2 separate regions of the Mus musculus genome follow, and region 2 is linked to region 1. A link is a loop called in an ENCODE intact Hi-C map of the cell type or tissue named here. Cell type or tissue: gastrocnemius. All regions are shown on one strand.

Region 1 (8,000 bases):
GCTTCAGCTGCTTGATTAGCAAGAGCAACACGGAGTTCTTGTGCGTTTCGGTTTTCATTGCATACTGAATGAATGACCAGCTGCACCTCGGTGGCGTGGGATAGTGACGGTAGCAGGCACCCTGAGACACTGGGTGTCCTGGTGTGCATTAGGCACTTGTAAACCCTTATGAAATGAGTGAGGGATCACTGTTGCCAAGCCCTTACAATGTCTGGACCTGCATCCCCAGGAACTTCATCCACATCTCCACCTTTTACCGTCTAACCACAACAAACTGCTTTTTATCTTTTGATCCCTCCTCAAAACCTCTGTATTTTTATTCTTCTGCTTCAAAGGACACTCTCCTAATATATTGGATGTGGTTAATTCCTACTGTTTTTTTTTTTTTTTACTTAGCACCTGGTGGGAGAGTGTTCAGGGGGTGTTATGGTGGGGGTCTTCTTGAAGGCCTGCTGTATGAACTTTGGGAAGCTACAGGAAGTTACTAACTGTGATACAAAATTGATGTTTCTAGACCTTTTTGGAGAGTGTGGGTTATCTTCATCATTTATATATGCATCTCATAATTGTAGTGCACTTTTTATTTGGAAATGGAAAAAGCACAGTTTCCCAGTAACTTGGAAAAGAAAGTCAGCTGCAGGTTCCCTCTGTGTATAGAATACACTGAGCTGAATCTCAGGTGAAGGAGCTCTCTGGGAAAGTTACCTTCCTTCCGTGTACATTATCCTACATTTCCTACTTAGGCAAGAAATAAAAGGGAGGCCCCACTGTTCCCTTTCTAATTGAGTTTAGGAAGGTATGGCTAGATAGTAGGATATAGTAGGAAGATGTGGTAGGGTCTCAGGAAATAGTTTCTGTGGATGAAAAAGGAGGTTCCTTCCTCTTTTTGCCTTCTAACAATCACAAATCAACCTCTAGTGTCTCACTGCTGCTCTCTTCCTTTGTGGCTGGACGTGCTTCACCTCGGTCTCCACTTGGCACTTGGTAAAACTAGATTCATCTGGTACCTGGCTTCTTACTGGTATAAGCTCTGTTATCCATGGGAAATGCTTAGAAAAATATAAGGCAGAGGAAGGGCTAGCCAGCCAAATTCATAGGCAGCAAACAGGTTCACTCCGAAACCAACAAGGTGGTATGGAAGACAGCAAAAACTAGCCGAACCTCTGTTATCCTTTTCTTGAAGTAGGCTGGACCAGGTTTTCAGTCTTCTGGTGATGACAATTTGATGCTGGGAGGTTACTTACCTTCCCCTCTGTAGCTTTCGAATATGTATAGTTGGGGGTGGGAATGTACTATTAATTTTTAGGGTGGTTTGGCAGTTAGAAATTATTTTACATATGCCCAGTCTCTACCTGATGTAGAGTGTATGTTAGTTATCATTTTATCATTGCTGCAGTGATACTGTCATAGGGTACAGCAGCTTTTAGGCAACCACTGAAGGTCAGGGGCTTCTCTGGTTCGATTTAGACTCCTCCATACGTCTTCAAAGGAAAATTTCTCTTTCCCCTTGGGGAGAAATTAACCTACGGTACAAAGGGAGTTGAGAGTCTGCGCTCTGCTTTCTGAGTGTTTCAGAGATGGCCAGAAGTTGATACCAGTCACTGGAAAGCCACTAGGCAACATGAACGCCATGGTCAGGGTGATAGAACATGGGGCCTTGGCCTGCTCCCAGGGCTCAGCCTCTGCTCCCTGAGCCTCTCATTTCCTAAGTCCCTTTCTGTCCTGAGTTCTGCCCCTGTTCCCTCGGGCCCAGCACAGCAGACCAAAGGGCTTTCTTGGCCATCCAGCTGCTTTAGGTTCAGTGGAATCCTTCCTGATCAGTGGGGGGTTAGTACAGTGGCCCTGCTTGGGTTCAGTTAGTGCAATGGCCTTGTACTAACTGGTCTTGTTGCTCCAAGAAATGTTAGCAAAGCAGTGCCTGGACCTTGGACTATGCTTCATGTTTGACCTTTGGTGGCATCTTTTTGTGAGCCAGCACACCTGGCTAAATGTCTTTCAACTCCGAAATTATGCCGAGTGGAAGTATTTTGAATAAATGTAAACAGAGAAGGAATTTTGCCTGCAAACTTTAGAATTCTCATCTCACTTGGCTGTAGTAACTGCTTATTACAGTAGGCTTCTTTGTGGTTGATGATAATAAACAAGGAATGGATTTCCAACAGAAATTTCCCCCAGTCTTCCCTAGGGCATCTGAAGTGCCTTTTTTCTCCTGTGGGCTCCAGAGTCATGGGCAGTGTTGAACAATTAGCCCAGAGGGAAGCCCTGGAAACAGTTGGTCCCTCAAGGCTTGGGAAGTCACAAAGGCTGTGCTGGCAAGGGGGAGGAGGGAGGGATGATGTGGGGGCTGGGGGGGGGTACTCAGAGGTAGTGAGAGGGGTGGGGGTGGGTTGTTTCCCAGATAGTTTTCAAAGAACAGAGGTTGGTGTGCTTTGCTGTGGGCCCCGAGAACAGTGCAAGTCTGCTTCAAATTCTTCTTTGTCTTTATCTGGTACTTTCTCTAGCACATTCCTTTTGGCTTAACAAAGTGTCTTCCTTTCCTGTTTCATGGTCATTGATAACAAGAGCTTGAAGGCTTTTTGCTTCCAGGCTCTGCATGGAGTGGAAAGAGGAACACATAGGAGGGGGACTTGCCATCTTAGAGATGTTTCCCCATTTTTATCACACAAGGGGAAAGCTGTCCAGTGTGCAGAGAGGACCCAGGTTTTCATTTTAGTCTAGGGGGTGATTGATTGCCTTTCTTTCAAGGGCCTGATGGAGGAGGTCAGAGTCTTAGAAAGGGAAGAAGCCAGGGAAAGGGAAAGAAGAAAGAGTGAGATTTATGGCCTCCTGCATCACGGCTTTTATGTCGCATAACTATTCCCAACACTGGAAGTTCATGACACGCTCGCTGAGAAACAGCTCTGGAGTACAGAGCAGTGATCTGCATGCAAAGAGGAAATTACACAGTCCAGCCTCTGCTCTGCCTGCTGCAGAGAGCACACTCAGCCCGTGATGGACACAGGTTCCAGTGGCTGCTGGGCATGAGCTGGACCACCCAGCACCACTTACACTGTGCACAGGGTGGCTGGCGATGCTGTTTATAAAGCATTGTTTCAGCAAACAGACTTTGCTGTTGCTCCTTCTGCATCTGCCCTCTTCACTCCCAATGTGGAAGCCTTGGGCATCTCATGCCAAAGAACACTGCACTAATAGAGCCTCTGCCTCCACCCCTACCTTTGATAATTGAAGATCTTTTAAAATGTTTTTGTCTTCCATTTTTTATTCCATATGGGCCCTTAGGTAACATGACCCAGTGTGGCCATTAAATGGCCCTGCTTACAGTTGGATTGCTGGGTACAAAGCAAATTTATGGTTGTTTATTCTCTCCTCCTATCAGCTATTAGTGCCTAATCATATGGTCTATCGATCATGAGATTAATCGCCTGCCCATAGAGGCAGCGGGTCTTGTGGAATGCTTCCCTGCGCCAGAATGAACTTCAACCTTTTATACAAACTGGAAGAGTCAGAACCATCATTCACTGCCTGGAGCCCCAGGAGGTAAATCCCTGCTTCTCCAAGCAGTGTTCTCTTCACTTCCTTCCCTTGTGTAAAACTTCAACTCATTGATTCAGACACACACAGAGCCTTTCTGAGGCACCCTATACACAATGACATAAGCTGCAAATACGTGGGCTTTATTACACGAGGCCCACAGTCTGCATAATTAAAGATCTCTCTGCACTCCTATTATAAATTCTCATTTTGCAAGATTTATAGCTGGGCTTTTAAATTTTTCTCAAGCTAAGACTTTCTAAGAGTGTTATGATCAGAGGTCTATTTTCTTTTTTTTTTTTTATGAAATGTGTTTCTTTGAAGATATAAAAAGCAAACTCTAGAAACCCCGTCATAGAGGTGTCAGCACACAGAGGTTAGCCATGTAAAGAGTAGGTACTCTGTACCCTAGAGTGGCTTTGCTGACCTTTGTCCCTCTGCAGTTATGAGGGCCAGAAGCCCTGTGGTGTCCTGCCGTGTCTGGATGTCCTGCTCTGTCTCTATAACTCCAAGGAGGAGGAGGCTGGGATCATACGCCATTGATCTTTTCCCAGCCTTGCTTTTACTTAGCCTAGCTTTCTCAGTGTGAGTCCTGAGTTTGTTCAGTGAATGACCCTCAGCAGGGACTAGGAGACTTGCTTCTTTGTGTTGACACTGCCCTTGAAGGCAAGGGTGTACACGTTTAGGTGACACTCTGCAGTCTCTGAAGACAAGTTCCCTGCTAACAAAATGACTATACATTCTGGGCTGGTCACTGGTGTTCTGTGGGTTAAATGCTACTAGAATAGTGCCTTCAAATGTTTGATTGGAACATGTCAATGGAGTTTGCCATGACCTCACTGCTCCCTATTAGTCACAGTGTCATCACAGAGTATCAGCAGCCTGCTTTATCTCACCTACGCCATCCTCAAGCACTTATGATTTCTTCCGGTATTTTCCTATAACATGATCCTTGGTTACTAGGGTTTGAAGTCTGATATTTGGGCTACTAAGTGATGCCTCTGGCTGTTACTTTAACCCTCTGTTCCAGTCCTGTTATTCTCAAGAATCTCAGCTATTATTATTTTTTGTTTCATTTTGTGTTTTGTGGCCCAGATAAACAGCAATGGATGATTAATTTGTTTTCTCCCTTTGAAGTAAATAAGTATGTATAGTTGAATACACTGAGCCATTGTACAGAAGGTGAAATGGTTTTGTGTGACTAGTTGGTTGATAGTTTAGCTTGTGTGATTGCTTGGTGGGTCAGTGTGGAGGTCCTGTTTGAGGTTTTGATATGCTAAAAATAGCTCCCAGATCTTTCTGACTTTTCCCACTTGTGGTGTTTGTAGGCTTAGCGTAAAGTTTACTCTTTCACACGCTGTTGGAGTCCTTGTCTGTCTACACTTGCTCCTTCTTATTTCGCAACTTCCTTTCACTGGTGCTGTGCTGCAGCCTCCCGTACAACCTGTCTCTTGCTGTGGTAAGATGAAGGGAACTCTCTCATGTGAGTTTACTCAGAAGCCTGATAGCTGTAGTTTCCTTCTATAGTCAAGAGCATTTTGAAGGATTTGCTCTAAAACAGTGGTTCTAAACCTGCAGGTCGTGGCCACTTTGAAGGGTTGAATGACCCTTTCACCGGGGTCACCTAAGACCATCAGAGAACACAGACATTTACATTAAAATTCAAAATAGTACCAAATTACAGTTATGAAGTAGCAACAAGAATAATTTTATGGCTGGGGTCACCATAACACGAGGAACTGTTTTATTTTAAAGGGCCACAGCATTAGGAAGGCAGAGAAGCTCTGCTCTAAAGGACGGGAAGTCAGTATGATACACGATCCTCTCTTTTGGCTCAACTCAAATCTATTGAACTCAGGTTACTTGTGAATATTTTAACTTGCACATTTAAATGCATACATTTAAACAAAGCCCATTAAAGATCTGTACTGTAGAAGTAGTCTGTGTATAAACTACCTTTTAATTGAAGCTTGTCCTATCATGCTTAAATAATACAAAAGTAAAAGCTTTTGAAGATGGCAGGCCAGTTGGTCCCCATGGTTGCATGAATAGTTTGGGCTCTGGGGTTGGACTGGCTTACCCAGTCTGTCAGTTATGAATATGTTGAGAATACCTGGCAGAACCCTTGATGTCCTTGCCTATAAAATGGGATAATACTTTGTTCCGAGGAATAAATGAAAATGACTTAAACAGAGGACATACAGGCCATGGAATAAATAATGAATATTCATCATCATTTAGCTAGAATTTAATGAAGCTCTATTTCTGAGCTTGGAGGCTTTTCTTTCCTGACCATAGCCAGTTCACCATACCTTGGGAAAACTGGTGGTGCACTGATGTTAGCATACTGATACCAAACTAAGTCTGGATCAACATGGCACACTATAGCCCAGAATCCCTGGACTCAAGCAATCCTCCTGCCTCAGTTTATCAATTAGCTGTGATTATGAGTGTGTCCCACTATGCCCAGTGAGATTTTTCATTTAAAGAGCATGAATGTATATCTCATGAAGACTTCCCATATTTGCTGAGTTACCCATGTTTCCAGGAGGTTCTATTGTGGTACTTTCTTATTTGCCATCAAAGGTCCCAGATGTATTGCTTTCCATGTTTCTGAAAACATGCTAAGACCTAGATCTAATATAATGACATGACTGTTTCTCTAAAGTTTTCTTCCCTCAGACCAGTCTCAAAGTTTCATTGCAGAAATCTCATGGACCATGCTGCCATCCTCTGTTATTTCATGCTAGTAAAAGTATGAATGTGACTGTTGGACTGGCAAGATGGATCGGCAGAGATAGGCACTTGCTGCCAAGCCTAATGACCCTAGTTCAACCCTCTGGTCCTACATGGTGGAAGGAAAGAATAGATTCTTTAAAGTTCCTTAAAATAGATTTCCTTAAAATCCTCCAACTGCCACACATTTGCTATGGCCTGCCTGTCTGCACATGAAGACACATAAAACACATACACAATAAATAAATAATAAGTGAATAAATTGAATAATTATAACTAAAATTAAAGTAACTTCATTATGAATCATAACATTAGCAAAAACTTTAAGCCCCCGAGGAACCAGAGCTGGAAAGATTCTGAGATGTCACCTGGTCCAAGTCCCATTTTACAAATAAAAACCATGCCTTTGGCCAGAAAAAAAAAAGATCAGATTTGAATAGAGCTAACCTGTAGGCTTTTAAATTTCGTGCTCAATGGAATCTCTACTCAGCTGCTCTGTTATGATTTTGCTCCTTTTGCAGGACTTGTATGTATTTATTAGAGACCGTCGAGATGTAGCACTGGGCATTACTTTTGTGGCAAAAGCTCTGAAACTATAATCATTATTAATGGATTCCATTATTTGGGAGAGCGTTTTAGGGACTACAGAGGATTCATTGCATTGATCTATTGTGCCACGTTTGTATTATACCAGGTAGTTTAAAATGATATTCTCTTAACCGTTAGGCTAAAACATTGTCCACTGTTGGCAGTTATCCCATCATGAGACCGTCCTTTTTGCCACTGAAAATACATAGTTCTGCTGAAAGGAGCCTTTTGACCGGTCCCCAGTGCCTTGAATGTGTTTAAATCCCTCACTACTAAAATGGGGGGATTACGGCTGCTATCATTGTTCTAAAACAAACTTCCCTTTGGACGATAACAGCAGCGGTAAATCAGATGTTGAAGAAAGTACCAGCTTAACTTCAGTTTGCTTTAAAAGGGTTTCCTCTTTAATTGACAAGTGTCATGTATAATAGAGCACGGTAGCTCACATAGAAAACCCTGGGCTGGGCTGCCTGCTGGGGCTGCAGTTCTTAATGAACGTACAAGTGAATACACGGAGGCAAAAATTTAAAGCTCCCCAACTGGGGAGCATTCACCCCGTTCACCATGGTCAGCCTGGTGATCAGCCACACTGATCCCGCTGGGACTTGTCTTGGGCATGTGGCTTGTGTGGCTTTCAGCGCTGGTGACTGGTATCTCTCCTGGTGGTATTTGGAAAGATAGACTAGATTCTGATGTCAAAGGAATAGGCAAACGAGATTGTTTTGGTTTTCTTTAAAAAATAAAATAAATGCACTAAGCTCGTTGAGACTCACATAGTTGCTTTGCATCATGGTGGTTTTCATGGGCTCTGGGCGACTTGCTAATAAATATCCCTACGTTCCCTCACATTGTTGTCCTTTCTTGCCTTTCCTCTGCTTCCCAAAAGAGAACACAACTGGATTTTACAGGTGATGTTTACAGCCATCCAAGACACTTGAATAAGCACTTAGAATACTGCCAATAGAGGCAGGGGAAAGGGCATATTATTATCAAATTAAGTAATGGCTGGGCAGTGATATTTTATTTATTAAAGCATGTCTGAGTAGAATGGACTCTGGTTCTGAAGAGCACAGATTTGAGAGGAATGTTGAGTTTGGAAACGTGGCAGCCCACAGCCCTGTGTATGGTTTAAATTAAACCTTTTT
Region 2 (8,000 bases), 51 kb before region 1:
TGAGATCTCTTATTTGTAGAAGAGAAGCTGCCAATGAGGTAGATTGGTCAACCTATGTACAGCTGCCTTGACGGGCATCTGTTACAATGCTGAAGATTTGTAAACACTAAACAATGTTTTTAACCTCCTTAAAAGTTTTGAGAACTTGCCAGTACTGGCAAGAAGCAGAGACTCTGAAGCGCACTGCCCAATCTATGCCAAAACCATTGTGGCCTTTGTACCTGTAATGCATTTTTATTTTCATTTCTTTGAAAATGTTCTTTTTCCCTTCCAGAATGCCTCCTCTCCTCTACATAGCCACCAAATTGAGATTTTTTTTTCCTTTTAAAATATGCACATTGATTATAACTTCATGCCCTGGCTGTTTTTTTTTTTTTTTAAATTTTTTAAAATGTTGGTGAAAACATTAAAATGTGAATACTGGAAGCAAATGCATAACCAAATATTTGTTAAAAGCGGAGGTGATTTTTTTTTTCTTAAGGCTTAGAGATGATAAAAGCCAACACGTTGACTAAATCCCTAAATCTGGTGGTATTAGAACTGTGTGACTTTTGTGGCAGATATACAGTAAGAAGTCGAGTGAAAGCAAGTGATTTCATGAGCCCGAGACTTTCATCTTGTTCAGTCTATAAAATAACAAAACCATTTTATGTCTTTAATTTGGTCTCTGTTTGCATTGTCTTTCCCATGTATCGTATGACGACTTGGTGGTATTATGGCATCATGGCAAGTGGTTTTCTTTGTGGGCGTGTAACAGTAAAGCTAATTTATGACCAGCCTTTACCAGATGATCTGTATCAGAATCTACAATATACCCGGCACGTGGCAAGGTCACAATTTAAGTTGTTAAGGTCATAACCTTAGCCACCAGGCATTTGACCTTTTAGATAAAGTTAACCTTTGTTCATTAGTAGGCACTCAACCGAGAACTTTCTGGAGAGTTTTTTCTTTCTTTCCTTCCTTCCTTCCTTTCTCTCTCTCTTTCTTTTCGTTTTTGAAGCTGTTCCTATATAACTCTGGAAATGTAATCGTATTCTGTTGAGTTAGTTAAATTTTGCTTAGAGGTTAGAGTTTTAAACGGATTTCTTTCGCCGACAGAGGCAGATCACTTTATTTATGACATAAAGAGGTAACCACTGTTTATGTCTGATGCTACCTGATGTGGGGTAGAGAAGCAGCTCTGAGGTAGTCTTTACAGTCAAACAAATGGAATTATGTTTACTTTGACAGACGCCCTTACTAATTGGTGGGCGGCAGTGACCCAAAGCTGAAGCCCACAGAGCCACTGTCACTTTCTAAAGGTGGGGACGTTTCTAAGATTGCAAGTATATTTTAGCTCTCTTGAAAATCCACTTGGAAAGATTAAGTGTCCGAAATTGTCAGCAAATTCCTTCAACTGCTAATTAGCCAACGACAAAGGGACCAATGGTGGTGGAGGTACGTGTGAGTTTTAAGGTGGAAAGTGAACATTTCTGCGGTAGAACCTTTCAGTACAGTGGCTACTGGTTGGTTGTTATGTTTCCGCCTTCACAGGAAGAGCTCTTTGAATGTCCCAGCAGCTTGGTACCCATCCTGTAACCTGCAGGACAGGATTACTCATCACCTCAACCCCTGTACAGAATTGTTCCTCTGCTTCTGCTCTCAGTAACACTCATTTTAAGTTGGAACTATGCTAGTCGGCCTGTGATGAGCCATGTGCTTCCATGTCAGCCAAAAGAGGAGCTATTCCCATTCAGGTGCGTGTTGGTTTTAGTTTGGCCTCGTGACTGCCATTCCTTCATCTAGTACTAGAGAAAACCATGCTATGCAGATAGACCAGATGGTTATGTTGACAGACTGAGAATTCACTTCCTACTGCTTGAGAGCAGGTGTAAGATGGGGAGTGCCTGTGAGTGTGTGCTTTGTGTGCATGTGTGCACACCCAGGCTGTACCCAGAGTGCTCCTTAAGCAGTAGCAATGATTTCAGTAGTATTCAAAAGATGCTATTTTAAGTGTGGAATAATTACACATAAGGTTATAGTGCATAGAAAATAATTTTAAACATTAAAAACAAGTCATATTATTTTGTTATATTTTATGATTCTATGTCAGATTAATTTTTACAATGCACTGTCTTTTAGGTGACTTAGCACATTTGCTAGAGGGGGTCTGCATTTCTAACATATTCAGCATGTTCTGCTGGCAAGTATATGTGTATATGTGATGTGAATATGTGTTTATATCCAAGACTAAGGCTGTACATATATAATTAAACTTCTTAAGAAGCTTAACTCCCTGCAGAAACTTGTGCACATAGTTTCTGTGATTTGTGATGATAGAGTATGTTTGAAAATGAAGGGATAAGACTAATTAATATATGGTGATACTTAAAATTAAGAGAGACTTGTCTTGTATCCCAAAGTCCAATCCTGACCTTAAGCCAAATTCGTGGCAATTTTTTTTATGAATACATTGTAAATTATTGATACATGTGTACAGTTTTATCTCTTAATTACATAAAGGTAGTTTTAGCAACTAGCAAACTTGAGATTAAATATGACTTTTAGAGCTTTAAGTGGGCTCTGCAGTAACCTGAGAATAGTAACAATATCCTTTTCCTTGAATGTAGTAACAAAATCCAATGCTTAGGACATAGTAAAAAAGATGGAAGTTCAAAGGCAGCGCTTGCACAGGAACAGGGAGCAAAGTTGGTTGGGAGGAAGCCTTTGAATGGAGGTCAGCTTGTTTATGGCTAAGAGGTTTGACTGTGTTGGTTAGAAAGTTTCCCAATGCTATTGGCATGGTTTGCTTGTCTTCCTTCCCACCCTGTGATGAATAGCATTAATTTAAACCTATTTAAGGCTAGTGTGGGAGAAACCACAGCTTTTGTTGTGGTCAGTGCTGTACACAGTAGGACTGGGTTAGGGCCTGGAGCTGCTTCCAGAGGATACAGAACAGCCTGTCGGGTTTTTACATCTCTCACAGAAGCAACCGCTCCCAAGTGTCAATATAGCTTGTGGAAACAACACTGAGGATGACGAGGGAAGGGAAAAAATGCAAATATGCTAAACTCTAATTTTGTACCATTCCTTCAGTAATTTCTCTATCATTATTTAGAGGTGAGAACTTACATTTAAAAATATTTTAAATTGTAAACCCTTGTGGGATGGGGGAGAAGAAAAGGAAGGCAGGTGGAGGAGGAGAAGTACGATAAACAGGCATGCATTGTTGAGGGAAATGTGAAACCATAGACTGAATTGCAAGTGCATGCACTCTGAAGGAGTTTTGGCCTATGCAGCCATGGTAAAGGATCTCAGGCAGGGGATGTCAAGTGGAGAAGTCTATCATGCATAACGCTACTTTTTTTTCTTTTGTATAATTAATTTGAGACAAAACTGCTACTTGTAGCTTCAGAAGGTTCAGTTCAAAACTTCAGAAAGCAATGTTTTCAAAGACTTCTTCTGGAGTTTAAGCTTCCAGTTAGGGTCTCTAGGAGTCAGAACGTGGCAAGGATACTCTAGACATGCTTCTGGTGTCTGCTGGTTTGCATCATGTAACTCACAGTGCGGGCTGGCCACTTTCAGGATCTCTCTCTCTCTCTCTCTCTCTCTCTCTCTCTCTCTCTCTCTCTCTCTCTGATGTAATGGCAGCCCACACATTATAGATCCAGACTCTGATGTCTCGGAGCTCGACAGGATTTTCTCACTTCTACTTAAATAGAAGTGACGTTTCCCCTTTTGTCCCCCACACCCCATATTGGAGAATGCATTCATTTTTTGTTATGGTTACTGCAGTGTTTTAGTTAATGGCATTAGTCCTCCCAACACTGTTCTAGTTAAATAAACATGGGTTTGGAGGCAGAGTGATAAGTCCGGCAAATGGTAAAGGCAGCAACTCTACAGCAGAAAACATGCTTGCTGTTCTGTTTGCAAAAGAAACTACAGAAGACACACACACAAAGGAAAGAAGCCCTCTGGTCTATGTGCCTTGCCACTTTTTGGTCTTCTTTGAACTGTGTAACACGTTGCTAACCCAGCAATGATTAGGAAGGCCATGGTGACTATGCATTGGAGTAAAATTACTTGAACATCTTTGAGAAGTTTACATTGACTTTTACATCTTTTTATATCTTTCAAACACCTAACCTGGTGATAGATCTTTGCAACCCACATCAACTGGGAGTACAGGTACGGAGCCCAAAGGAAAGGGACAGCTTGGCATGTCTGAGCCACAGCCGACACTGTACCGAGTTCACTATACTCAGCTTGCTCTTTTGAACTTCATTTTATTTTTCCAGTGCTGCGCATCCCCACATTGCTAGGCTAGCGGCCTACCTCAGACTATTCCCGACACTCCACTCGCTCTTTCTTTTCTTTTCCTTCCCTCCTTCTTTCACCCTTTAACTCTTTCCTCACACTGGTATCCTAAGTAACAAAACTCACAAGAGCAGCCTGCAGAGTGACATCCAGGCAGGCCTGCTGAGTCAAAAATTATTGTTTTAAAAGCCATCTAAACCCACCTTAGACCATCTCATAGCTTGTGTTTTTGCAACAGGCTCCATTTAAGCAGTGTCACACAGCAGGACCGTCAAAAGCTAAACCTTTTCGTGGGGATAATTTCCTCAACAGTTCAAGTCTTAGCCATAGAAGAGACGAAGTTGGTTAGGAGAAAAATGGTCTCCTGTCAGAGTTAGGGTCAAAATTCTGGAGTGACTTATTAAGAAATAAGTCTCTTTTAGAATGGTGATGTGAATACATGTATTTTTAAACAGGTTTAAAATAATTTTTTAAAAGATACATTTAGATTAATGAGTTCTAGATACTTTCAGATGACATTGAATATTAAACCAAATATTACCTAAAAATTAAATTTAACACATATATGAAAATTTGACATGCTTATATATGTACAGGGAATAATATTTTAAACCTCTAATGATTTAATTTTAAAATTAAAAAAATTGTTTTGCTTTGAAATTTGCCTCTGGTTTTATGTCAATAATATAAAAGAAAGCAAAAATCATGTTCCATAAGAGGAACTTTATTACTTTAATTTTTAAAAATTAAAATAGAAAAATACAAAAACAGATGATTGATTTTAATGCCCTTATTTTAATTTTTGAAATTTATACAAGTTTTTTTTTTTTTTCAGGCTCAGAGAACACTTTTTTTTTTTTTTTTTTTTTTTTTTTGAGACAGGTTTCTCTGTGTAGCCCTGGCTATCCTGGAACTCATTCTGTAGACCCAGGGATTAAAGGCATGTAATGCCATGCCCAGCCAAGATTAGCTCTTAATGGCTGTAGTGTAAAACCTAAAACCCACACAATGCGAATTTTACCACTGTAAATAGAATAAAAAGACCAACCACTACAATTTAAAACACATTGGGGTTTTTTTGAACGTATTAATTCTTCTAAGGTGTATTTAAATCAGCTACTGACTTGAACTTTTATTAAATAAAACAGAAATATCACTTATTTACCTATGAGACAGGGTCTCACTGTGTAGCCCCGACTGCCCTAGGATTTATTGATTTAGGCAAGGCTGAAGGCACAGAGATCTGCCTGCCTCTGACTCCCAAGTGGTGGGATTAAAAGTATGTGTCATCATGCCTATCTTGAAATACTCTATAAATTAAAAAGATAATTACTAGGCTGGGTATGGAAAAATCACTCCTGTTATCTCTGCATTCTTTAGGCTGAGGCAGGAGGTTTGCTAGCTTGGGCAATAGAACTAGGTCCTCTCTTAAAAGGTCAAGAAAGAGAGGAGGGGGTTATTTTAAAAATTCTGTGAAACTGAAGCACTTGCCATGCTAGGCTGCTGTTCTTGATGCTGTTGTCTGGGCGACTTTATTCTGTTCTTGCTAGCCCAGGACTGGGTAGCATATTACATCATGCTATTGTAGAAAGTATCTACAGTAAGTCACACAGCTTGTTCTGGATGGGAATATTCACATATTCCCAGGGAAATGGTATTTGCTGGCAAATAACAAGGACAGTAGAATTACAGTGTCAGCATTTACTGTCTTTTCAAAATCAGAGACAAATTTCTTAATATCATAAATTTGTAGCCATCTCACCTATGTTGATGTGTGGGTGTCTTTTCCTGCTGGAGGCATTTATAATTATGTATATTTTAATCTTAAAGGGATTACTTACCTAAGTTTAAGCTCCTGCACAGAGTGATTATTGTACATGCAGGATTCTATAGTGTCACTCTCAGATCTTCTATTGACATGCAAAGAAGCTGACATAAAAGCCTTAGGGTGACAAACTCTCACCAAGTTTTAGGAAAGTGTTTATTGCAGAAGAAGCCAGTTTAAAAGAGGGACATAGACAGGACAGATGAGCTGAAGTGACCTGGTGCCCTTCTCTATGCCACTGTGGAACATTCTAAATGAGTGTGGGGTAGGATCCCATCAAAGCTTGCTATAGAATATAAGGTATGGTGTGTCTGCATGTTATCTCTGCAGCTCCCTATTGCACCATTGTGAGGGTTCTGTTATACTAGCACATCAGCATTAAACATCACAGATATCCTTTATGCTGATGCTTTTGTTTGTTTGTGTTTTGTTTCTTTTTATTTATTTGTTTTGTTTTTGGTTTGGGGGGTTTGGTTTTGTTTTAATTTTTTAAATTTATATTTATTTATTTATTTATTTATTTATTTATTTATTTATTTATTTATTTATTTATTTATTTGAGACAAGGTTTCCTTGTGCTGTCCTGGAACTGGCTGTATAGACTAGGCTAGCCTGGAACTGGCTGTATAGACTAGGCTAGCCTGGAACTGGCTGTATAGACTAGGTTAGCCTGGAACTGGCTGTGTAGACTAGGCTAGCCTGGAACTGGCTGTATAGACTAGGCTAGCCTGGAACTGGCTGTATAGACTAGGCTAGCCTGGAACTGGCTGTGTAGACTAGGCTAGTCTGGAACTGGCTGTGTAGACTAGGCTAGCCTGGAACTCAGATCAGCCTGTCTCAGCCTCCTGAATACTAGGACTGAGCACTTGGTCATCATGTCTGTCATATGCTAATGGGTTTCATTTCTAATAGTATGTTTTTAAGATTTTTGAAATGATGGACTCAAGAGTATGTTTGCAATATTATCTTATTTAAGATTAAAGTGTGTGCCAAGAAGGACTCTAGGTGAGAATCTGGCCGCCAAGTCGCTTGCATGAACAATGCTTGTGTCTTTGTAGGACTGTGACAAGGACTTTTGGTGGGTGTGTATCCTATAAGATTAGTGAGTTCCTGAAATTGCTGCTGGATTCATTTAGTCAGTGGTCTCCCTTCTCTTTTTGTAAATGGTAAAGAGGTTTCTGTTTTCTATCGTAGTTCCCATGCTGTGCCATGTGTGTCTGTAAGCAAAAACAGTCATTGTGGGGCTTTTATGACCTATCAATAAGTGACAAGGATTTTTTGTTAGAATTTATTCTTAATGTACCTTTGAAAATAACTACCATCACCCTTCTGAATCAAAAGTATAGCACTCTGGGCTGGCGAGTTAGCTCAAAGTCTGGTGACATGTGTTTGATTCCTGAAACATTCATGGAGAACTTAACTCCACAAAGTTGTCCCCTGACCTCCACACCTCCACACCTGTACCACAGCAATGTGCTCCCCCATGTCATGCTTGCTCTCTCTCTCTCTCTCTCTGTCTCTCTTTCTCTCTCTCTCTCTCACACACACACACAAATAGCATATTGAAAACAATTACCATGTTTACATTTTTAATGAATTTTTTTGATGTTTTAAAATTTTTATCTCTCTAGAGCTTCAATAAAATGAGGTAGGGGTAAAAATTTTAAAAGTATAACATCTTGCCAAGTTCAGAATACATATTATGTGTAAGGTTATATATAATATATATACACACATATGTTTTTTGTGAGAAATTTTTTTGGCTGAAATGTTACAGTGAAAGACATAATTGTTCTAAAGATGTGTGTCTCACAGAAAAGACGAAAACCACCCAAAGTGGATAAATGGCATGCTTTGTCCTTATGCCACCTACATTTTT

The links. Peaks named below come from ENCODE experiments on the same cell type or tissue, not always from the same donor. Only the 100,000 strongest peaks of a DNase experiment are listed, where the experiment ranks them.
Region 2: it touches region 1 in a loop (1.8-fold over the local background); 5 of 42 quality-filtered maps call a loop at or near these places.

The regions. Positions count from the first base shown.
Region 1 is chr4:97,837,019-97,845,018 of GRCm38, forward strand. All of the region lies in intron 2 of Nfia (nuclear factor I/A), which reads left to right. It overlaps Gm19417 (a long non-coding RNA gene), which reads right to left. Exons shown (of 2, transcript XR_376437.4): 2 at 3,822-8,000. Among named protein-coding and RNA genes, the nearest start is that of Gm19417, 28 kb to the right of the region's middle. In gastrocnemius, no CTCF peak of the experiment used is centred here; DNase peaks (open chromatin) are centred at 4, 1,691, 3,006 and 7,423; H3K4me3 peaks cover 562 bases; H3K27ac peaks cover 2,467 bases.
Region 2 is chr4:97,785,913-97,793,912 of GRCm38, forward strand. All of the region lies in intron 2 of Nfia (nuclear factor I/A), which reads left to right. Among named protein-coding and RNA genes, the nearest start is that of Nfia, 12 kb to the left of the region's middle. In gastrocnemius, no CTCF peak of the experiment used is centred here; DNase peaks (open chromatin) are centred at 153, 1,796 and 4,277; H3K4me3 peaks cover 528 bases; H3K27ac peaks cover 3,854 bases.